Regions from separate parts of the Homo sapiens genome. Here region 1 is linked to region 2. The links are chromatin contacts, found by Hi-C or POLR2A ChIA-PET in ENCODE. All regions are on one chromosome and are shown on one strand. The core of a region is the stretch at or near the end of the contact, and the rest is flanking DNA. Distances in the headings are between cores, read along the strand shown. Region 1 overlaps ESR1 (estrogen receptor 1). Region 2 holds the start of ESR1 (estrogen receptor 1).

Evidence for each region. A loop is a pair of places that touch in the nucleus more often than their neighbours do. ChIA-PET counts read pairs that join two places held with the same protein, here RNA polymerase II (POLR2A). Pooled maps may share reads with other maps.
Region 1: a loop to region 2 is called in a map of PC-9, with 2.7 times the contacts of the local background. The contact joins the enhancer-like site here to the promoter of ESR1 in region 2. A Hi-C loop is called at or near these places in 1 of 168 maps with a recorded cell type or tissue (PC-9) and 1 of 50 pooled maps. POLR2A ChIA-PET finds 5 or more read pairs at or near these places in 1 of 52 experiments (activated CD8-positive, alpha-beta memory T cell).

What each region holds. Positions count from the first base shown.
Region 1 is chr6:151,899,242-151,905,821 of GRCh38, reverse strand. All of the region lies in intron 3 of ESR1 (estrogen receptor 1), which reads right to left. Among named protein-coding and RNA genes, the nearest start is that of ESR1, 95 kb to the right of the region's middle. RefSeq lists an enhancer at 4,192-5,391. Within about 2 kb of position 4,526, at least 3 of the 41 ENCODE cell types and tissues checked have a DNase peak (open chromatin) inside an H3K27ac peak, as active enhancers do; they include PC-9, where a contact is called at or near this core.
Region 2 is chr6:151,805,759-151,812,713 of GRCh38, reverse strand. It overlaps ESR1 (estrogen receptor 1), which reads right to left and starts at 5,032. Exons shown (of 8, transcript NM_000125.4): 1 at 4,350-5,032. The coding sequence starts at 4,801.

The DNA.
Region 1 (6,580 bases), core at 3,277-5,776, 94 kb before region 2:
TTGAAATAGTATTTTTCGCTTTCAAACAGAAAAGGCTATCTTGCCTATAAACTATGCTTGTGATTCTCATGAAATCTTTCTTATATTTCTATATTTTTCCTTAAATTCTTATATGCCCAAATATGGAGAAATAAACTCTAAGAGCAGCTGAACATCTTACTTTAAACCAAAAGTTCCTTTTTTTAATCAAAAAATAGATTATATTAGCCTGTCTTTGAGGATTATGCCCTAAATCTCAAACTTTAGTTAGAGGAATATTTCCTTTTATTAAGTGGCTTCATTATACTTTCTTAAATGACCTCTTCTCTGAATTTAAATCGATTTTTTTCTATTGTTAGGTCTATCAGTTCTGCCTCAATTATCATCAGCTCTTCATGTAATTTAGAATCAACCAAGTTTTAACCCAAACATTTATTTGCAGTTGCACATGGTCCGGATATTGTATCCTCTTCTGGTGTGTTTACTGCCTCTCGCATTCTGAGACATTCTAAGCATAATGCAATACATCAGTAATCTACCACTTTCCTTTTGTCAGCCCATACCTCTTTTTGTCCTTTCTGTTTTTAAAAGGAGTTTCAGGTCACTCGCACCTCCTTCCTAGGTTGTTTCATTTCTGAGCAGTTGCTGAGTTTCCTCCACCAGCTCTGCCTTCTGCTGTTTGAGTTCTCTACTCTTTAATAAAACCTGGGTGGTTCATTGGAGTGTTTTTATTTTTTAAATATTCCCAATGTTTTAAAAATTTATCTCACTGGAGTTTGTGCTGCTGTTTGTTGTTTTGCTTTTGTTTCTGTTCTTAGTTCTTTGGCCTTGTATCAGACAACTCTCTAATTCTTTTAATTGGGTTTAAATCAAAGAAATCACCTAGTATTGTTGCTACTTTCCCATCGTCTCAGTGGGTGCAAGGGCAAGATGCAATCAGTGAATAACAACAAATATAGATGAGCACTTTCCTGGCCCATTACCAGTACTAAATGCCAAAAACCAACATCTTGGGAGTAAATGATACATCCACGTGAAACGAATCAATTCCACATGTTCAATATTGAATTTGGGGAAGGACTTAACTGAATAAATGGTGAACTACAGCCCTAGAGTAAACATAACAAGTTAATCCAAAATCGATTATTATTAAAATGCTTAGCACATTTTTAAATCTTTCATTTAATAAATTAAAACCATATTTATTGAGAGAGAAAGAATATGCATGAATGTGTTAAAAACCAAAATGAGCTATTATCTGCTTGCATAAAAGAATACCTGGAAAATTCATGATGGAACTGTCATATTACAACTAATAATTTATAGGGAATCCCCAAGTATGGCATAAAATGCATATTTTTGAATCCCCCACGAAACAAAATAATAAACATAAAAGTATAATCTAAAGAGAAAAACACAGTAAAGATGTTACACTGAGAACTTCCCAAGATAAATATCTATATAGCAGTGTCAGCTGCTAACAAAATTATTCATCTTACTTATGATAGTGTATACCACTAAAATATCTCAATAATAAGGGAATCTTACTTTGACTTAATTTTAGAAATGGCTTTACTACTCCCTAAAGGAGTGCACAGTTTTATTTATTTGTTATGATAGTTGTAATATTTGGTTTTATGCTTCAGATTACTAATAAATTTTCTACAGGTCTATGCACTATGCACAAACAAAAGTGAGAAAGTGACAGAGACAGCAAGAGAGATAATTATGATATTATGGTTGTGATATTACTTCAGTCATGCTTATGTGACCTGAATAATAGACTTATATCAAGGGAATAGTTTAGCCAAGCGCTGACATAAATCACCACTTCTCTTTTTTCCTTTATAATTTAAACTCACCACTAATAACAAATATTGACAAAAATACTGCTGTGCTAGGAATTAAATAGCAATGTGACTGTCTCTACCTCTAGAAATTAAAATTTTAATTGGACAGATAGGAGATAAATATATTTTTTTAATACTAAGTTGTCAGCTTGGCTCAACTTGATCTGGAACATGGAATATAATCCTATATCCCATTCAATTAAGCGATCAATAAACAAAGATACATCACATGCAGTGCCAAGCAGCCAGCTGGGCACTGGTGGGACAGCATAATCCAAGGGCCAGGGGCTCACCGGCAGGGGTGCTCTTCCCTGTGAGAGGTCAGACTGGCATGAGCCTCAATGAAGTATTGGGGTCAGAGCTGAGTGGCTGTCATATGCATGGATGATTAAGTCTAGCAATTAAAGAAAATAAGTGGTCAAGTAAAGGACTTAGAAGTCCAAAATGAAAGCCTAGTGTAGATGGGGTTCTGTGGCATGCCCAAGATCAGAACTGGAGGTGAGGTAGAGGGCAGAGGCCAAAGTATATGTTCAAACCAGAATGAGGTCAAGCAGTGTTTAGAACCAAAAGCTGTCACTTGTTGATGGAAACGGCTCTCTCACAGTTGCAAATCACTACACACCAGCGCATCCAAGTTGCCCTCAAGCTGGCAGGGTACAAAGAGCTCAGTACCTGGATTAACACAGGAGCTGAGACAGCAGCTCACCTAACTTTCTGATTAGACACAGAGACAGAATATGATAGCAATTCAGAAGGAAAACATGATGACTTCCAGGGAATTCTAAATGAGCTAAAGAGAAAGGCATTAGTAAATGGGGAAAGTCACTACTAATAAAAAAAATTACTAAAAATGAACTTCAGATTGAAGGGAGGCATACGGGACAAAATACATTCTGTCGTCAATGAACAGAACAGTTTCCTGGAGCCAAAGGCTTGCTAGGAAAGTGGGAGACAATGCCTGAAAAAACAGGTGTAATTCGGAAGGTGGAGGACTTTGAATGCCAGGATTAGAGGGAGGCTAACTTGTAGGTTCCTCAGGGCAAGGTACTGCATTTTATGTATCACTAATTATCCAAAGGGAACCAAAGTAATTAATTACTTAAGAATTATAGTTTCCTTATAATGATGACAGTATACTAAAACTGGCATTTTATTTAGAGATTAGATTAAATCCTTGTGGGAAAAATTGAACGTACTTTTCATTACCCATTGTAACCAATTTATATGAAGGGCTCACCATAAGCCAAATACAATAGAAGCTTTACATGCCTCCTTATACATACTTACTAAGTTAGTATTATTATTGTCGTTATTTGACAAACAAAGAGACAAAGGTCTGAAGAGGTTACGTATCTTGTTCAAGGTTACACACCTATCAACAGAGCTAAAATTTGAATGCAAGTAGTCTGATTCCAACAGCTAAGACTTAAACCACAATGCTACATAATACATGAATGATATCTGACATCTATACATCAATTTGTGATTATCAAAATAGAGTTCATGTCTTTGAGTCTCAGAATAGCTTTATGGGGTAGTTGGTGTTTTCACATAGTTATGTTTTCTATGAGACTGGAACCACAAAGAGAGAGAAACAGATCTAGGATGGGTACGACTTTAACTTGACAATAGAATATACCTCCAAGAACATGAGCCAAAAGGGCCAGAAACCTTGAGCTTCCTTGATCCCTGAGAGCAAGATCAAAACTGGTGGGTGAGGTGATACAGCAGGAATTTTTAGGCCAACTCCAGTCCTAGGTCCCTTGAGGAATGGAGGAAGTTTGGTCCTATTTTTTGTGAATGACCTCTTTTCACTTTTAGGTTGCCTGGATGTTGTGGTCAGTGATCACATCTTAAATCCCCTGTGTCAACAACACCTTCATGTAGTAAATGCTCAGTAAAGGTTATCTGTAAATGATTTAGGCCAAGAAGTTTGGATTTGGCTTGGCATTTGTTATGTAAAATTTTCAAAATAAAACTGCCAAAACTTCAAACATAAAATAAATGTAATACGTCAAGGCCAAAAAATGGTGGAAAGGAGGCAGGACTAGATTGCAGCTCTCACTTGGATGAACAGAGCAGTGTGTGGAAACTCACACCATAAACTTCTGCTCCAGAACTACTACAGGAATATACCAGGAAAGCCAAGAGAATCCACAGACCCTGTGAAGGAAGCAGTTTGCTCCTACAGGACCCAGGAGACACCCCAAATACTGTGAGTGCCCAAGCTGTGAAAGTAGGAAAGGGGGATAGCCCACCCCCGAACACACACCCTCACTGGGGAATCTGCAGCTCCAGATCATGGGAGAAGGATATGAACTTACCTGGAGCTGATTTAATTAGACAGCTGAGTGAAATAAAGGGTAGAGAAAGCAAGGGGAAAAGCCCTGTGGGCTCTCTGGGTCCCCTAATAAGCCATTTCTACCTTGTCTCACAGGGGTCCTTGGGGAGGGTGGCCAGAGGAACTGGGAAAAGACCACAGCGAGAAGGAAACCTCCAGCTGAACTTTGTAACAATTCCAACCAAACATGAAGTCACCTGGCCAGAACTTGGGGGAGGGAGTGAATTTGGTGTACAGATTCAACAGGAAGGGAGGCATGAAAGCCCTACTTACATTCTTTGCTGGGAGGCTGGTAGCCTGCGGCAAGTTCTTAGCCTTGCTCATCCGCTGCCTGCAAACAAACTTGATGCTGTTGGTAGGGCACAGGAGTGAGACCGGTTTTGGGGGTTGCAAGGGAGCTGGGTGAGGCCTGTAACTGCCGGCTTTCCCCCACATTCCTGACAGCCTGCATGACGCAGCAGAGGCAGCCATAATCCTCTGGGAACATAACTCCATTGACCTGGGAACCTCACCCCCCTGCCCCACAGCACAGCCTCAGCAAGACTCACCCGAGGAGAGTCTGAGCTCAGACAGTCCTAGCCTTGCCCCACCTGATGGTCATTCCCTATCCATCCTGGTAGCTGAAGGCAAAGGTCATATACTCTTGGGAGTTCTAAGGCCCTGGCCACTGCCTGATCCTCCCTATACTACCACAGCTGACGCTGTCTTGAAAGTGCCACCTCCTGGCAGGAGGCCAACCAGCACAAAAATAGTGCATTAAACAACAAAAGCTAAGGACCCCTGCAGAGTCCATTTCACTCCCCTGCCACCTCTATCAGAGCAGGTGCTGGAATCCAACGCTGTGAGACCTGAAAACAGCCCATAGCACAGGACTCTGAGCAGACAGCCCCCAGTACTAGCCTGGAGCCTGGTAGCCCTGCTGAATGGCTAGATCCAGAAGAGAAATAACAGTCACTACAGGTCGGTTCCCAGGAAGCCACATCTCTAAGAAAAGGGGGAGAGTACTACATCAAGAAAACAACCTGTGGGACAAAAGAATCTGAACAGCAGCCTTGAGCCCTAGTACTTCCCTCAGACATAGCCTACCAAATGAGAAGGAACCAGAAAAACAATCCCAGTAATACGACAAAACAAGGTTCTTTAATACCCCTCAAAAAATCACACTAGCTCACCAGCAATGGATCCAAGCCAAGAAGAAATCCCTGAGTCACCTGAAAAAGAATTCAGAAGGTCGATTGTTAAGCTAATTAAGGAGGCACCAGAGAAAGGTGAAGTCCAATTTAAGGAAGTCAAAAAAATGATACAAGAAATGAGGGGAGAAATCTTCAGTGAAATAGTTAGTATAAATAAAAAACAATCACAACTTCAGGAAATGAAGGACACACTTAGAGAAATGCAAAATGTTCTTGAAAGTCTCAGCAATAGAATAAAACAAGCATAAGAAAGAACTTCAGAGCTCAAAGACAAGGTTTTCAAATTAACTCAATCCAACAAAGACAAAGAAAAAAGAATTTAAAAAATGAACAAAACCGCACTCAGTGCTCAATGGTGCCCAGGCTGGAGTGCAGTGGCGTGATCTCAGCTCGCTACAACCTCCACCTCCCAGCAGCCTGCCTTGGCCTCCCAAAGTGCCGAGATTGCAGCCTCTGCCCGGGGCCACCCCGTCTGGGAAGTGAGGAGCGTCTCTGCCTGGCCGCCATCGTCTGGGATGTGAGGAGCCCCTCTGCCTGGCTGCCCAGTCTGGAAAGTGAGGAGTGTCTCTGCCCAGCCGCCATCCCATCTAGGAAGTGAGGAGCGCCTCTTCCCGGCCGCCATCCCATCTAGGAAGTGAGGAGCGTCTCTGCCCTGCCGCCCATCGTCTGAGATGTGGGGAGCGCCTCTGCCCTGCCGCCCCGTCTGGGATGTGAGGAGCGTCTCTGCCGGGCCGCCCCGTCTGAGAAGTGAGGAGACCCTCTGCCTGGCAACCGCCCTGTCTGAGAAGTGAGGAGCCCCTCAGCCCGGCAGCCACCCCGTCTGGGAAGTGAGGAGCGTCTCCGCCCGGCAGCCACCCCGTCCGGGAGGGAGGTGGGGGGGTCAGCTCCCCGCCCGGCCAGCCGCCCCGTCCGGGAGGGAGGTGGGGGGGTCAGCCCCCCGCCCGGCCAGCCGCCCCGTCCGGGAGGGAGGTGGGGGGGTCAGCCCCCCGCCTGGCCAGCTGCCCAGTCCGGGAGGTGAGGGGCGCCTCTGCCCAGCCGCCCCTACTGGGAAGTGAGGAGCCCCTCTGCCCGGCCAGCCGCCCCGTCCGGGAAGGAGGTGGGGGGGTCAGCCCCCCGCCTGGCCAGCCGCCCCGTCCGGGAGGGAGGTGGGGGGGTCAGCCCCCCGCCCGGCCAGCCGCCCCGTCCGGGAGGGAGGTGGGGGTTCAGCCCCCCGCCTG
Region 2 (6,955 bases), core at 3,783-6,282:
CTCTCCATTCAAAGTTGTCTGGAAAAGAAAGAAACACACTTAGCACGCTGCTCTCTCTACTGGGTTCTTCTAAAGTTACATTAAAAATAATAATGAAGTCACAGGGAGGGGTTAAGATGTATTAATTTCATGCTGAGTACGGATTTTAGAAAAATATAATTAAAATTCATATATTTCCTTATGTAAAATTGTTTACACATAATCAGGGTTTTGACTTTCTTTAATGTATCTGTAAAATAAATGTTCTTTATGATAACCTGGTAAGCCAGGCTGCAGACAAATGTTGCAGATGGTGATAAAGATTTTACTTAAATTTGACTTTCACAGGAAAAGATTTCATATAATCATCATTCTATATTTATAACAAAATTCCTGACCACTTAAATCTGTTATTTCCCAGCTTTTTAGCCTATGAAAGCACCAAAACAAATATTAACATGTGAGTAAAATAATAAAAACACCTAATGTTTGTTTAGTTTCTATACCACTTTCACATATACAATCTCACTTAACAAAGTTACTATTGTCTCATCATTCATTAATGGTAAGTCTGGCATCTTTTCTAGTTTTTCCTGATATCTATGGTTCCTCCCCTTGGCAGTTTCTTACACCTGTCTTACATATCCTTAAAACTATAAGAAACTAAAAGAAATCCCAAGCCGCCAAAATTCTCAAACCTGAGAATTTTCCCAAATTATGAATGTCATAGACTAAGTATAATCACAAAAGTAAATAACAACTTTAGCCAGGGATCCAAATTAAATGAGTGTGAGAAAGATTAGAATAAGTGGCAATTATCCTTCAGGAGCTTTCTTCCAAACAGGTACAAGCCACATGGAGGAGGTGAAAATGAAATGGGGATTGAAGATGTGATTCCGTTTTCATCCGAAAATATGCTCATTCACCAGGGAATATGTGACTCTGGACTATTCTTAGACCAGCACAAAGTGTCACGTAATCAGTAACAATTTAAATTAATAAAAAAGTAAGATCAGAAAGGAAGGGGGCTGAAATGTTATCTAAGTAAAAGGAAAAATGTATCGGAAACTTGAAACTTAGTCACTTAAATCTCACTTTGGAAATCAGTCTCTATTCAAAGTTGAGAAAGAGTTTCAAATGATCACCAGTGGAAAAATTAGTTGTCCAAAATATGCAGATGGCCAGGATACAAATTAGCAGGGCATTGATTTTGATGCAAAAGATTTATACATTTGCCAAGTTTTTTGGAGAAGTGAGAGACGTCTAACTTTTAAGAATACTGAGTAATAAAACTGAAATAAGCATGCAGCATTAAATTCCTAATTAGAACTTTAAAAAGGATAGTTGATATAGTTAAGCTTCATCTTTAGTTTTATTCAAAGTTCCTAAGTTGTTTGAAATCTAAAAAAGGAACCCAGGATAAGATGACTCCCTGTTTCCTTCATTGTGAAATTTTGAGTAACATCTTGCAAAATCTCAGCTTGCCAAGTAACAAATTTATATTAATAACAATTTGCTGGGACATGTGACAATCTTTCTCACATTATTATGCGTCCAGAGAAATTTTATCTATTACATTTCTTCACACATAGATGTGGCTGCATATTATGGAAGAAATGGAAGAAGGTAACCACAGCATCTCAATGCTAAATGACGTGACCTTCACATAAATTCTCTGAACATCCAGTGGGACACTCGGGAGGACAGTCCACATGACAGCACCATTCTACAATAGAAAAGTTAAGAATCAGATAGTAAAACTTAGCCTAAATGACTAAAGACACCAACCTAATTTATAAGGGGAAAATGAAGACAATCAAAATAGCCTTTTGATTTGTATAGGTAAAAACAACCAGCCACTTGCCTGAATTTTTTGTTTTCTACTGAACATATAATATTTTAGGCCATTAGCTTTCTAATTTTTTCTTTGAATTCAATCCACAGTAAGAAATACATTTTACATCACAATCAGCACACAGAAGCACATATAATTAAAACAGATTTTCAGGAAACAAAACTTATCCTTACGAAATACCATGCACTCTGATATTTTCTATTATATTCCTTTCCATTTTAGTCCTTTTAAAAAATATTCTAGACTCACTAAACTGAGTTCATGACCCTCTGGGTCATGACAAGCAGTTTGAAAACACTGCTTTCAGCCCCAAAACTTTTGAGAACTACTTAAGAAACTTAAAGTTTCCTAAAAGAGCCCAATCAATCCTTTCCTTTATACCCAGAGTCATTTAAGCAGAAAAACTGAGAGGGGAAAAATACTAAATAATATCTGTCCATATGAAGAACTTGCATAGATGCTTCTTTTCCTTGCTGGATAATAACAGGCAGAATTCTAACAAAAGAGGAAAGATAATCCGGGAAATAAAACACAGGAAAAATCATTCTAAAACTGAATTTCCACACAGAGTCCCATTTGTGCAAGTTTTTTTTTTAATTTTTAAGTTCCTTGTCTCTTTTTTTATTATTCTAAGAGTGTTTGAATATCATGTAATGCAGAAAGTGTAAGATAGGGCATATTACACTGATACCACTTATCACTGGGATGATGAACAATTTTGAATAAGATGCGATCCCCTCTGTATTTGACCAGGTTCACTTTGTAATTATTAGCAAGGCAGTAAATAATCTACCAAGGAGCAGTCTCATTAGTGCCCATTGAAATTCAGCAGCATTAATTTGCAATAAAAGAACTGAAAATTAAATAGGGAAGAAAATGGTTTCTGGAGTCCATCATAAGGTTATGGAATTCACATCATACCAGTGCCTTCCTTCACATCAAGCAGTTTTAAATGTTGTGTGGAATTAGACTTAATCGCTGTACTTTGTTCTTCCATTTAAAAAAAAAAAGGTGGGCAGAAGAAATCCTTTTTCTCTGTTTTAACCCTAAATTAAAACAAGTAAAATTAATTTGAAATATGCCAACCTTTAAAAGTTTTGTTCATTGTTTGTCTTTTGAGTAAAGACAGCTTGGATCTGCGTGGCTGTGGGATGCTCTAAATTTCTCCAAGGCGGCTGAAGATGCACACTGAATACCCCCAGAATCTGCCCTTCAGTATCCTCTGGGGCCAAACTGCACTTTAGTCCCCTTCCTTCTGCTATAAATATCCCTGGAAACAGAATACTGAACAAAAACTGGTCCACGGCTTACAAGGCAGAAAGATATAGGGACACCAGTCCGGATACCAGTGTACAGTTGGGAAATGCCTAATTCAGGACCCAGCCATGTGGCGCCCTGAAGCTTCCAAACCCAGTCCGGGGTACACCTGTCCTGTGGCCACCTAGGAAGGTGTTCACCAGAAGCGCCCACCTAATCCCTCTGCAGGCCCATCAGGAAAACAAAAAACAAAAAACAAAAGGAGAAACTGGGCAAGAGAAAATGGGAGGGAGAGGAGAGGGAGAAAGAACAATTCTTGTAGGGAAAAAAATTAAAATGAGGACACACAACCTTCGCCATTGAAGTCACAAAGTGGTCTCCTGTGTCCTGGACCGGCCGCGCTCCTTCCACAGTGGCTGCGAGGCGCAGACCCTGGCTGACCCGCACGCCACTCCGGGGCATTCTCCCCGGGTGGGACAGGCTTGTCACTGGGCTGGCAGGAGATTATTTTTAAGCACTTGTGCTTCCATATGGCTTGTTTTAAACTCGCGGGACACCTACAAATTTCCGGCTGTCAGAAGTCACATGCCAGCAATCCGCTCCAGCGCGGACTCAGCCAGCTAACTCCGAAATCAGACCCATTCAACTCCCAATCGCTCTCTAAAGCCCCAGGACGTGGGGTGGGGAGGAGGGGAAAGCGGGTGACAGGAATCGCTTCCCAGAAAGTCATCATCATAGCTGACATATTTCCAATCAAATAGTCTAGATGAAAGGAAATTTGGGGAGCACATTAAACAAAAACATTAAAAGGATAAATAAAACTCTGCTGAGCTCTGCTAACTCCAAACACCCCCAACTTTAAATGCCAAGAGCGAGACCTTCCCAAGTGACTCAAAGCGCCCCGTGTTTATTTGCCTGGAGGTGTTTTCCCCCACAAATAACTGCTGCTTTGTCTGGTTTTCCAACGTGTGTTTTGTTAGGAAGCCCGGGCTTTCGGGTCTGCCTCTCGCACGGACGGTAAGTGGGTGGAGAGTACGTTTTTTTCAGCTGCCCGGCGAGAGAACTTGACTCTGAACGCAGCGCGGGCTGCACGCAGAACCCCCGGGCTGGGCCGCGCGCCCCGGGCTCCCTGCGCGCACCCTCGGGTCGCGCGTCCCGCGGCTCCCGCAGCTCCCTAGGCTCTCCCTTCTCCCTCCCTCCCTCCCTCCCTCCTGCCGGGCGCGGCGGCCACCCCGACGGGCGGCGCGGGCGCGGGTACCTGTAGAATGCCGGCGGGCCGGCCTCGCGCACCGTGTAGCCGCTGGGCTCGTTCTCCAGGTAGTAGGGCACCTGCTGGCCGTGGGGCTGCAGGAAAGGCGACAGCTGCGGCGGCGGGTGCAGTAGCATCAGCGGGCTCGGAGACACGCTGTTGAGTGGGGGGAAACCCCCCAGGCCGTTGGAGCCGAACGCCGCAGCCTCAGACCCGGGGCCGTAGGGGAGGCCGGTCTGACCGTAGACCTGCGCGTTGGCGGCGGCCGCGGCGTTGAACTCGTAGGCGGCGCCCTCGGGGTAGTTGTACACGGCGGGCTTGCTGCTGTCCAGGTACACCTCGCCCAGGGGCCGCTCCAGGGGGATCTTGAGCTGCGGACGGTTCAGGGGCTCCAGCTCGTTCCCTTGGATCTGATGCAGTAGGGCCATCCCAGATGCTTTGGTGTGGAGGGTCATGGTCATGGTCCGTGGCCGCGGGCAGGGTGCAGACCGTGTCCCCGCAGGGCAGAAGGCTCAGAAACCGGCGGGCCACCTGGAAAAAGAGCACAGCCCGAGGTTAGAGGCGACGCAGCGCATGTCCCGCCGACACGCGAGCTCTGGCCCCGGCCCTGCCCCGGGAGCCTGCGGGTCCGGTGAAGCCGGGCGACCCGACGGGAGCAAGTGCAGTCCCAGGACGAACGCCCTCCGCCAGCTCCTGGGCTCCCGGGCCTCCAACTTTAAGTACTGGTCTCCCGAGCTCATATGCATTACAAAGGTGCTGGAGGACGGCCAGGGACTGTTGCCTTGCCCTGACATTGGCTTAAACATCACTCCAGGCACAACTCGATTTGGAGCGATCCCAAAGAGCAGCTTCCCTGAACTTTACTTTACTTGTCGTCGCTGCTGGATAGAGGCTGAGTTTCACGGCCAGGGGGCGGGGGCGCACGAGGATCTGCTAAAGGTGGCCCAGGGAAGACTGGGCTTAAAATAAACGCGAAAGACGGATCCAGGGGCCGGCTTTCTCTAATGTGCTGCCTTATGTGCCCCGTGCCAGACTCCGATATATCTCTGTTTGTCTCTCTTTCTGTTTGATTCCCCCTCCTCGTTGGCTAGAAATACGTAGTGTGTACATAGGATGACCCTGGGGAGGACTACACTGTAACCGAGATAGGGCAGATAGAATGGGGTGTGCGGTTGCATACGCAGCCAGCCACAGACAGCTATATTTAGCAGCTGGGGGAACTGACAGGGGGCATCTGAGGGGAAGGGGGCGGAGATTCAGGGTATACATATAGGAAGAGCTGCATTTTGCCATCAGGAGAATGCAACCTGCCAGGACCTCAGTTTCTTCCTCTGCAAAATGCTCCCAAAGTAGATAGACCCTTCCACAACCTTCTGAGATTCTCTCAGCCTGACTTGTGTGTTTATGTTGGACCACAGTACTGTACTTGGTCCCATTAGGAATTCTCATGTGAAGGATGATTCAGAAAAACCTTTGGTTAGGGCGCACATGGGTGTTCATGCCTTCCACAGGTTGGTTATGCAACCAAAACTTCAGAAAACTGAATATAAAATGTGACCTTTTCATACCAAACATAACCTCAGGTCACGAACCAAAGCTTTGGCAATTATGTTACATTGTCGGTCTGGTCCAGCTAACAGATTTTTAAAATGCATTTCTGCATGTCTATCCTTTAGTCCTACAACTCGATCTTCTCGGTTCACTTGGGCTAGGATATGCAGAATCAAATATCCAGATGAAAAACAAATAGAAAAAAGTTTTTAACTGAATTAAAAGTTAAACATGCACACGCACATACACACACACATATATGTGTATATATATATATATATATATATATATACATATTAAGGAGACAAAAAATAGGTGAAGTATATCATGCGTCTATAATCTTGGATAGTTTATACTTTTGAATAAACTTCCTTTGCTGCAGCCTAATAGACTCTGATACAACTATCAATACTTTGTTTTAATTGCTATCCCAAACACCCAACAGAGTATCTGACGAAGTGTTCATGGTCTATCTAAATGCCAAGCTTACTGTTACTAAGAGTTACATTTTTGACTATTTTATATCAAGTATACATTTTATCTAATTCTTACAAAAATAGACCATTGTTGGACAATATGCAAATGTAGCTGAAGCCAAAATCGAGTTTAGCATTAATGACTATAGATTGTCAGCAAATAAAGGGTTAAAAACACATTAGGTGCATCGCAGATATTTCCCTTTATGGCCAGCAATCATTACTTTCCAAAGCAATTTTTTACAGATGATTTAATTTCCATAAATCACACTTTCAATTTTCAAATGCCTTTTTAAAACACATGCAAAAAGCACTTCATAGGGCTCTTAAAAAATGTGAACCTGCCAAATTATATGCAAATGGCACAAAGAATCCTACAAGTCCTGAAAGAAAAAGGAGACACACACATACCCCCATGGAGAACAGCAATCCTCATCTCCCTGCTAGGATACAGACACTAGCCAGAAAGGTAAGTTGCTTTCTCAAAATGCTAAAGCTACAGAGAGAGAAATCAAAACAAGCCTACCCTGCTGGATCAAGAACGTCTTTCCAGAAATGTTCCATGGGCTTGTAGAAGTCAAGGGCCGA